2 separate regions of the Homo sapiens genome follow, and region 1 is linked to region 2. Evidence: read pairs that join two places in POLR2A ChIA-PET (ENCODE). Cell type or tissue: MCF 10A. All regions are shown on one strand. Region 1 overlaps EXOSC7 (exosome component 7). Region 2 overlaps TGM4 (transglutaminase 4).

The links. Peaks named below come from ENCODE experiments on the same cell type or tissue, not always from the same donor. Only the 100,000 strongest peaks of a DNase experiment are listed, where the experiment ranks them.
Region 1: POLR2A ChIA-PET joins it to region 2 with 5 read pairs; 2 of 35 experiments call an interaction of 5 or more read pairs at or near these places.

What each region holds. Positions count from the first base shown.
Region 1 is chr3:44,991,105-44,996,104 of GRCh38, reverse strand. All of the region lies in intron 3 of EXOSC7 (exosome component 7), which reads right to left. Among named protein-coding and RNA genes, the nearest start is that of EXOSC7, 17 kb to the right of the region's middle. In MCF 10A, a CTCF peak has its summit at 3,329 (motif pointing left); DNase peaks (open chromatin) are centred at 454 and 2,514.
Region 2 is chr3:44,883,610-44,888,609 of GRCh38, reverse strand. It overlaps TGM4 (transglutaminase 4), which reads right to left. Exons shown (of 14, transcript NM_003241.4): 2 at 3,112-3,285; 3 at 815-921. Among named protein-coding and RNA genes, the nearest start is that of TGM4, 12 kb to the right of the region's middle. RefSeq lists enhancers at 2,719-3,013, 4,039-4,716. In MCF 10A, no CTCF peak of the experiment used is centred here; DNase peaks (open chromatin) are centred at 1,859, 2,849 and 4,389.

The DNA.
Region 1 (5,000 bases), 110 kb before region 2:
TAGAGACTAAGTGAGGTGGATGCAGACCCAAAGCCAGCAGTTCCAGTGAGGTAGGGGAGTTTCACCATAGGGAGCAAACAGTGAGGTAGAAGCGGGAGTAGGGGCACAGGAGTGTCAATTAGCATTCAGGTTTAAAGGCGACCTCAAACCTGGGATGAGCAGAGCTGGTCAGGCCAGAGAGGCAGGAAGATTCCAGGCAAAGCAAAACCTGTGTGAACGCCCATGGCAGTGCCCACCCTATTTGTGTAACACTAAAAGAAATCTCACTTAGTAATATAGGTGGAAGAATGAATCCCAAATTAATCAGACTATGTTGTTACATAAAATTTTGCCTCTCTAATTATGTACTCCTCCTTTACCACTGTGAGCCAGCAGAATCCCCTTTAAAGTCCCCAAGAGAGACTTCATTACTGCCATAGCAACCTCGCTGTTCCCTGCCTTTGCTGGACTCAGGCACTGAGCCAAGAAAAGCAGCTCATTTATGGTGAAATAATCAAGTCAACAGGGACCAGGTTTTTACTTTGCACAGCCAGCAAAACACAACCTGTTTCTAATTTAAACACTAAGCAATCAATATTAAGTCCCAGGTCTTAAGTGCTTAAAAATACATCTACAGAGATTTCTGTGTACACAAATCCAGCCAGAGATGCTTACACTCAAAATGTTTACCTTTCCCTGAATGTAGTGGGCACATCCTCCTGGGTGTGACTAATTTCTTTGGGATTAATGCACTAACTCTTCTACAGCCTTGGGAGATGATTTATAGAGCTTCCCAGGTCCAACTGTCTAAATTAATCTACCTATAAAACCATGCATGCCCCTGGCCAGGCGTGGTGGCTCACGCCTGCAATCCCAGCACTTTCGGAGGCCAAGGCGGGTGGATCACCTGAGGTCGGGGGTTCGAGACCAGCCTGACCAACATGTAGAAACCCCGTCTCTACTAATAATACAAAAATTATCTGGGCGTGGTGGCACATGCCTGTAATCCCAGCTACTTAGGAGGCTGAGGCACAAGAATCACTTGAACCTGAGGCAGAGGTTGCAGTGAGCTGAGATCGCACCACTGCACTCCAGCCTGGTCAACAAGAGTGAAACTCCGTCTCAAAATAACAACAACAACAACAAACCCATGCCCCACTGGTTTTTTTTTGACACTGGGTTAAAGTGGAAATTTTTACCTATTTTTAAATGGCTTAAAACACACACACACACACACACACACACACACACACACACACACACACACACCCATTCTTCCACCATAGCCAGCAGTCAGACAGAGAGGAAGGTTTAGAGACTCATGAGCCCAAGGAACTCTCCTGTAACTGGATGGTGCCATAGCTGTGCAGTGACTCTGGGGAGGAGGCTAGGAAAACGGAAAGCAATTGTTCAGGGTGGGGGATGGGGTACAATGCTTTAAGCAACATAAGAAAGCCACAGACCCCATATTCTGCTGATGTGTGAAGACAAAGGCTGGAATAGAGAAATGAGGATTCCACTTCACTACTGGGCACTCACAGCCCAAGGACTCTTTCTGACAAATTTAGACAGAAATGTAGACCTGGAAAAGGCCTTAGAGACCATCTCCAGAGGATAAAAACCCAAATGGCTATAGGGGTCAGCAAGGTTACTACATGTATCTGAACAAAGGGCCACATATAACTAATAGAGAATGATGGAAGCTGTGGCAAACTTTCTAGCCCTGATTTAAGGTCCACCTTAAAAAAAAAAAAAATCCCTACATGAAACAAAAATCTCCCAGGTGGGATCTGACCTGTGGGATGACACTGTGAAACCCCAGATGGTCTAACTCTCTCATTTTACAAGAAGGGAGACCTTATCTTTTTTTTTTTTTTTTTAATGTTTAGCATGAGCTAGACACCACTCTTAGTACTTTAGGTGTATTAACTCATTTAATGTTCACAACAACCCTAGGAGGTATGGATTCCATTCTAGAAACAAGAAAACTGAGTCACAGAGAGGTTATGTAATTTGTCCAAGGCCACATGATGACTGTGCCTGGTAAGCTAAAATTCTAACCCAGGCAGCCTGGCCCTTATCTTCTATGCTTCCCTGTACTCTCCTTGAATCTGTAATTTGGCAAGCTTGGTTTATAGTCTAACATTAGTCAGGTTCACTTTCCTTGGTTTTACCTTTTGCCTCAGGGAAATGAATGTATGCTTTGGTCTTGGAACTTATCACTAGACAACAAATGTTGGAGTCAAGGAATGTTGACCAAGGAAGCCCTAAATAAAAAGCTGCTCTGCTCTGTTAGAGAGAGAAAGAAAACACAGGCTGGTAATTGTAGCTGCCTGCTCATATGCATCACAATCTACTCCTTCAGTGGGGGGTGTACACACTTGGTCTTTTGGGCATAAAACCAAATGCTTTCTGCATTTACCAAAACCAATTCTGACCCTTCATAAAGCATGACCAGTCCCTCTTCCAGAGTTGTGGGAAATTGTTTACTGAGCTGGATAAACTAATTAAGATCCTGGGAATGCTACCCCTCCCAGCTCTCCACCCCTTCTGACTCATCACCTCTACCCTCCTGCTTGGAACATCTCTGGTTTAACTGGGGTAGGCTGAGATCAAGGCCATGCCTACCTGGAAAGGGACTCTAGACACTGGGCCCACTGTTGCTTGCCTGGCAATCAATCTAGCCTACAAATCTATGAAGTCTTACGTCCAGGTCAGGCCAGGCCCACAGCAGAAAAAGTGATCTAGTGGGTACCTAGGCAGGGCTGACCTGGGCCTTACCCCTCCAGTAGTCATCTAGCCCCAACACAGGCCCTAAGGCTGATTCCTCTGAGTGTACATGTGCTCATGTCTGAGCCTGTAGAAGCCTCCCTGTAAATGGGTACCAGACCAATAGTAAGTATATTCTGAGGTTTTCATCACAAGCCTTTGTTTGAAGTGTCTGCGAGAGTTATCTCATCAGCTTGGGAGACTTTGATTACAATTAGCCTCAAAAGGCTTCTGCAGGTTGCCTCTCTGCTTTGTACCCACCCCCAGCCCCTCAGCCAGGAACAGTGTCCCCTTTAGCAGCACTAAGCAGGCAAGGAACCCAGATATAGTGACTCCAACCACCAATGCAGGCTTGAAGATTCTGGTTCAATTTTAGTGAAAAATACAAGTGTTCACATTGAAAAATAGTTAAGATCCCAAAGGGAAGTGACAAGTGCGGAGTATTCTGAAACATTTATGAATGAAAAATGTTCTCCTAAACTCCCCTAGTTAAAAACCCAAGCCTCTCTAAGAGGTTAAACCACAGTCCTAAACCCATCAACACAATGGTCGGAGAACTGAGAAGCAACTTGATGGCTCGCCGCCTAGTGGCAGCGCAGGGTGACACACCAGCTCACTAAAATCTTCCCTTCCTTTGGGCTTTAGATAGAAACCACCTTTTCCTAAAGTTTCCAAATTCTCATTTAAAATAGCCTACTCTCAGCTACAACCAGCAAACCAAAGACATGAAAAGGTCAGATTTTGCTCCCAGTTTAGTGACAGTGCTGCCAGGCATCTCTGGAACAGGGCTCAGGGTCAGTGCAGCAGTCTTTCCAAAGGGCTGTGAGGGCTATATCAAAGATTTTTCGTCATTCCCAAGAAACAGGGTAAATTATGGAGGTGGCGACAGTGTCTATCTTGGCTCCATGTATTATCATCCCAAGTAGACAAAACCAAGTGAAATGGGTTGGCAGAAAATCAATTAGTTTTCTGAGACCTCTCTACCCCTGGCAATTTAATTAAAACTGGAAGTTGCTAACAAGAAGTTAAATCAAACTAGACTCAGAGCAGCAGAAGAAACCCTCACCACCATCACCACCACCATCACCACCAATTTATTTCCTTCCACTGGGCAGCAACTATGTTTCAGCCTGTGGATAGGCAAATGCCTTGAGCTCTCCAGCAGAGGCCCTATGCCTGGAGTCCAGGTGGGAGTGGGTGTGTGGCACCCTTATTGCTGGGCACATCCACGGGTGTCCAGAAGCCATTCCTATTCACTGATTCAGAATAAAAGGACACACTTGTTTATGCAATTAAAATAATTATGCTCCTTGAAGACTCAATTGAGGTTCTGATACAGGTGGCAGCGATCAGTGCTTGGTAACCTCTCCCATCTCTGTAGGAAATGGGGTTTTGTGACTCTCTCATGGTGATTCTACTTGCCCGGCTGATTACATTAGCTGAGCCACTTAAAGAAGGTAAAGTGTGCCACTTTGAGACTGTCCATCTTGAGAAATCAATTCAGGAGAACTACCTAGATACTGGAGCTCTTGGGCCTGTGGGGATCCTTTTGAGACCCACAGAGGAGGAAAAGAGACCAGCAGGCAGCCACTCTAAGCCAGGAAAGATAGGCTACTTCTAGAAGCCAGATCTTGGGAAGAGGCAACTCAAAGAATCCTCTCACACTAGAGTCACTCATCCTTTACAGCTGGGACAAGAAAGGGATAAGAGCAGCAGGCTAACTTGGAGTCATATTTAGACACAGAGCCACAATGAAACGTATCCCCTATACCAAGCATCTGAGGGCAACACCCTCTCTTTGGTGTGGTTGGGCTGAATGTCTTTGGTCTGCCTAAAATGAATGAGGTAGAAGGTAATGAAGGAGATGAAAAAGAAAGCAAATTACAGTTCCTCACACATTGTCTGCTCCTCAGTGACTGCTTACTGCATTGAATTAGGCAGATCAAGGCCACCAGAGGCATTCTGCTTCCTCCAAGAACAAAGGAAAAGATAAGTTGGGGGCTTGAACAAGGTCACCATCATCCACAGTGACTTAAAGGATGGGCCAATTCCATGGGACAACTCAGGCTGGTGAGAGAAGATGAGCAGAACCAGGAGAGACGACTTGGGGGACCAGAGTAGGGGACAGGAATGGGCTGGAAAAAAAACTGACCAGAAAAATGAACATGGATAGTTCTTGGACTCCCCAAGAGCAGCCCTCCAAAGCTGGCTTCCATAGGCTGCATGAAGTAAAATGAGCAAAGATTCACAGG
Region 2 (5,000 bases):
TGCCCACCTCAGGAGAGATTTTCATGATACCCTGAAAAACACTCAGATGCAAAATTGGGGTTGAGAGTCTGGGATCTGGATGGGAGGGAGAGGAAGGAAGAGGCCGGGGCACTAGCGAGGATTCCAGCAGCAGCTGGCCCATTCATCTCATTTCCACCAGCAGATTCTGCTTCCACAAAAACCCAATGTAGTTGCCATTTTTAAATCATGGCATTAGCTTAGCATTAAACTTCTAGGAATTTAGCCCAAGGAAATATCCATAAACCAGTCCAAAGATCTGGCCGAGACATGGTTCTTTACAACACTGGAAGATTGGAGACAACTGTGAACACCCAGTGCTCCCAAAAAGGGTGGAAAACCAGCCACCGTAAGCCACACACTCGGGCAGAAGCCACTGTGGAAAACATCCATTAGGTCTTGTCAAGTGAGTGAAGCATGAGATGGACCCCCATTTTGTATTTGACCATGACACAGAAAAAGCCTGGAAGGAAGGATGGGTAACTTAGTTGGTGGAACCATGGGTTATTTTTATGTACTTCTCTCCGCTCATGTCCTCCAGTGAACATTGTTCCCTTTGAAATGGAAAGGGGAAGGGTGACATGTAGGAGGTTTGGCCACAGCGATACTGTGTGCTTGGAGGAGGCTGAGTGGGGAAACAGACATTTGGAGCCATGGCCCCTCTATCATGCTGTGCTGTGGATGGCTTTAAACCATGTTACCAGCTGACAGGTGAGGAAGGGGATAGGGGCTGCTCACATTAGGAGCATTCCGCCAGAAGCCAGCCAGCCCACCCGCCAGCCCAGTGGGTGCTCACCTCTTTGCCAGACTCATTTTGAAGGGTTGCCTGCCAGTTGTAGTGGTCTGAGGGCGTCCTCGGGTCGAGCACCACCAGGGTGTGTTTGGCGATGCTAGGATTCGGCCCTGGAGACACCCAAAGGAAAACATTGGCCCAGCCATGGGCCACCCCCAAGACAATCTCCTCTGGTTCGGGCCCACCTACTGCCCACTCATGGAGCCCCCACCCCTCCTTTCCAGGCTCATTTGTCCCCTGGCTCCAGCCCCTCTAATTCTGCAGGGGCCTCCTTCTGCCCCACATGTCCAGTTTTAGTTTTCTGTTCAATTTAGATGAGCTTCCTGCCTCCTCTCCACGTCCTCCCTTTTTACCCATCAGATCCAGGTCTCCCTAGAGCTCCTGCCTCTGTCACATGCTCATTCGAGTTACCATTTGTTTAACCCTGCTGGCTCGTGCCACAGACCAACATGCTTGTTCACTCCACGCAATGCAGGGGAACTGCTTAACCTTCACTCCTCGTCTGGAGGAGGCAGATGCCACCGCCTACCCTGCAAGCTGTTGCAGGATCTTGTTTGAAAGGTCGGTCAGTTTATGTCATGAGCTCCAGGGACTACTAGAATCAAATCCAACCTCTTTCCATAGCCCACAGGTGGCCCTCAGTGAGGCTTCTCCCCAGCTCCCCACTTTCCTCCCTGTCATGACTGGGTTTCTGGTCCCCAGAGAGTTAGCTCATGACAAAGAGCATGTGACACAAGTGTTGTCTCCTCAGGGCCCTGGCACTTGCCGTGCTCATGGCTGGGAACACCCTGCTCTCAGCTCTTCACATGGTGGGACGTGGGTCTCAGCAGGGTCACTTCCCAGGGAAGCCCTTCCAACCCTGACAGAGTCAGCACCGACAGAGTCAGCCCCGCCCTGACCTGCTGCTTTCTGTCTTGCTGGAGGAGCCTCTTGTTTTTGGTTTCTTCATCATATCTGGCCCTGTCTGAAATTATCTTGCACTTTTGTTTGTTTACTGCTCTCTCTGCTAGTACAGTCAAGTCTAGGAGGCAGGAACTGCTTTACCTCTGGGTTCCCTGGCACAGAGTAGGTACTCAACAAATATTTGTTGAGTGAGTGATTCACACTATGTCATACATGGAGAGTGCTCAGTGCAACACCTGGCATGTGGCAAGTACTCAGGAAATTTTGGGTGAGGGAATGCACATGGACCCAGGGGTACTATAAAGTCACTGAAGTCAGCAACAGCACGGTCCCAGTCCATGCGTTGAGCAGGTAGCTCATGGCATGGCACACAGTAGGTGCTTATTTCATCTTGGATGAAGGGAATGGAGGCTGTTCTGACTGATCTCCACCAGCACGTTGGAGGAGACCCTAAGCCTGTTGTTCACTCAGAGAAGGAGCAAAAGGAGCGCTCTCCCAGGAAGTGCTATTGTATGCCATCTTGTAAAGTAGATCTACCTGATCTAATTTTTTTTTGAGACGGAGTTTCACTCTTGTCGCCAGGATGAAGTGCAATGACACTATCTTGCCTCCCTGCAACCTCCACCTCCCAGGTTCAAGCAATTCTACCTCAGCCTCCCGAATAGCTGGGATTACAGGCACCTGCCACTATGCCCAGCTAATTTTTGTATTTTTAGTAGAGACAGGGTTTCACCATGTTGGCCAGGTTGATCTCGAACTCCTGACCTCAGGTGATCTGCCTGCCTCGGCCTCCCAAAATGCTGGGATTACAGGCATGAGCTGCCATGCCCAGCTTACTTGATCTATTTTTAAAACTTAAAAACAACATTAAAGAAGTAAGACCCTCCTCCATTATCCCACCACCTGTCACAAAATCTAATACATTTTCTCTCTTCCCCTAGTTGTACTTATGCACATATATTTACCTAGCTATAACAAATGCATGAGCCATTTCCTATTATCTTTGCAACCAAAATATGATATTTTAATCATTATTATTGGCTTGCCTCCAGCCCACCCCGCTATGGCATCAGCATACCTCAGTCCTATGATTCATCTCTACAAAATGTTCCAGACCCCACCACGGCAGATGCCCGCTGAGTCACCTCCTCTCTCTGCTCTGGCCCCTCCCCTGCTTAGCCAAGGAATCAGAGCCTCACTATGTGCCAGGTCCTGACTGAGCTTCCCATTCTATTCTCTTCACACCCGCTATTATTCCCACATTACAGATGGAGAAACTGGGGATCAGGGAGGGTAAGGCACTCCTGGCTCAGACTGACCAGAAAGGGCCACTCCAGCATCCACAGACACTTGTGATCCCTCCCCAAAGCCCCATGAGTAGGGCCCCGAGGCTTCACCTGTGCTGAATTCCAGTTTCAGTTGGTGGTAGGATTGTAGGGGCTGGTTCAGCACCAGCCGCAGGTGAAACACCTGTCCTCGCCGGAACACAGGACTGCTCGTTTGGAACTCCCATGTGTGGTGAGAAACGGCGTTGTCCTGATTCAAGAAGTCAATGTGGAGAACTTGCAGCTCTGTCAGCAACGCAGCACATGTGGAAAGAGAGCACAGAGAATGTTTATTCCCTGATCACCTCTTTCTGGGTTCAAAATCTGAGAGTGCATTGAGGTGGAGCTGGGCTTTAGAGTCGGGCATCCCTGCTCCACCTCCAGCTGGTTATGAATCTGTCTGAGACTCAGTTTCTTCACCTGTAAGACTGGTGTGCACATACCTACCTTGTGGGATTACATGGGGATGAGCTGAGAGCAGTGGACTCAAGTGCTTAGTCATGTAACCCCGCAAAATAGGTAAGTGCACGCCCATCTTACAGGTGAGGAAACTGAGTTTCAAACAGGGTGAGTCTGTGAGTGGCTGTTAGGCAAGTTTCCCACCCCAACTCCCCCTCTCTGCAGACATGGCCTCAGGAACAAACCTGGTGCCAGGGTGTTCTCCGTCAATCAACACAAAAGCTGAAGGGAAAGAGGGGAGCGGGCAAACTGAGGAGGGAACAGATGAGCCCTGGGATTGCTCCCCTTCCTGTTCAGCCCAGACTCCCATCAGCTTCAAGTCAGACACCATCCTGAGGTGAGAGTTCACATCCTGAAGAGAAGGGTGGGGTGCAAAGTGGCTGGGGTGAAGCCTTTTTATCCAAATTGAGGAGGAAGCACCAAGGAGCTCCCATGATCTGAGGCCAAGACTACTTGCATTATAAATGGGATTTTTAAGGCCAGGTGCAGTGGTTCACGCCTCTAATCCCAGCACTTTGGGAGGCTGTGGGGGCGGCGCATCACCTGAGATCAGGAGCCGAGATCAAGCCACTGCACTCCAGAATGGGTGACAGAGTGAGACTCCATCCCCCCCAAAAAAAACAGGGGATTTTTTTCTTCAATGCTAAAGTGAAAAGTACATTCAGTAAAAGAAATAATCTCCACATGCATAATACACCCTTTTCTGTAGCACATGTATTTCTCACCATGTGTCTGTTATAATGACATTTCGTATTACCTCAGCTTGAGACCCAAACCCCTCCCCTTTATCTAAAATTCAAACCATTCCCAGGCTCATGAGTCATGAAGGGAAATGTGTTTTGGCTGCATGCTGAAACCACCTGGGGGTTGTAAAACTACTTATGTTCTCCCCCAGCGATTCTGATACAATTGTTCTGAGTGGGGCTGAGCCTCTATGTTTTCAAAGCTTTCCAGGCAATTCGAGTGTGCAGAGGGCATGGTAAAACACAGACTGCCAGACCCACCCTGAGTTTCTGATTCAGCACATCTGGGGTGTGGCTGAGAATTTGCCTCTCCAGCAGCTTCCTTGATGACGCTGTGCTGCTGGCCCAGGGAGGCACATATGGAGAACCCCTAGATTAGGAAGCCCCGCTGTGGCCTGTGAGGTAAAGTGAGGTGAGATGCAGGGACCTTCCTCTGCTCCTGAGGGCTCACCCACAGAGGAAACCCATCCTCTGCAGAGATCAAGGAGGCCAGCCATGGAAACTGGGCTTTCATGACTACAAAATAGGTGGAGTGGTCACGCCCACATCAGATGCCTACCTTGGGGATGCGGCCAGTGATGTGTTTGGAGACAGCACAGCTCATTCTTGCTGGAGTGGCTTTGGGATTGGGGTCTGGACAAGTGTTCTCCAGGAAGGCAAGTCCCAGCAAGTGGCCTTCCCTTCACACTGCGCACAGGGCCTGGGAACCTGCTGCCTCCAGCAGGGAGGCCCACCTGGCAGACAGACCTACCTTCCCAG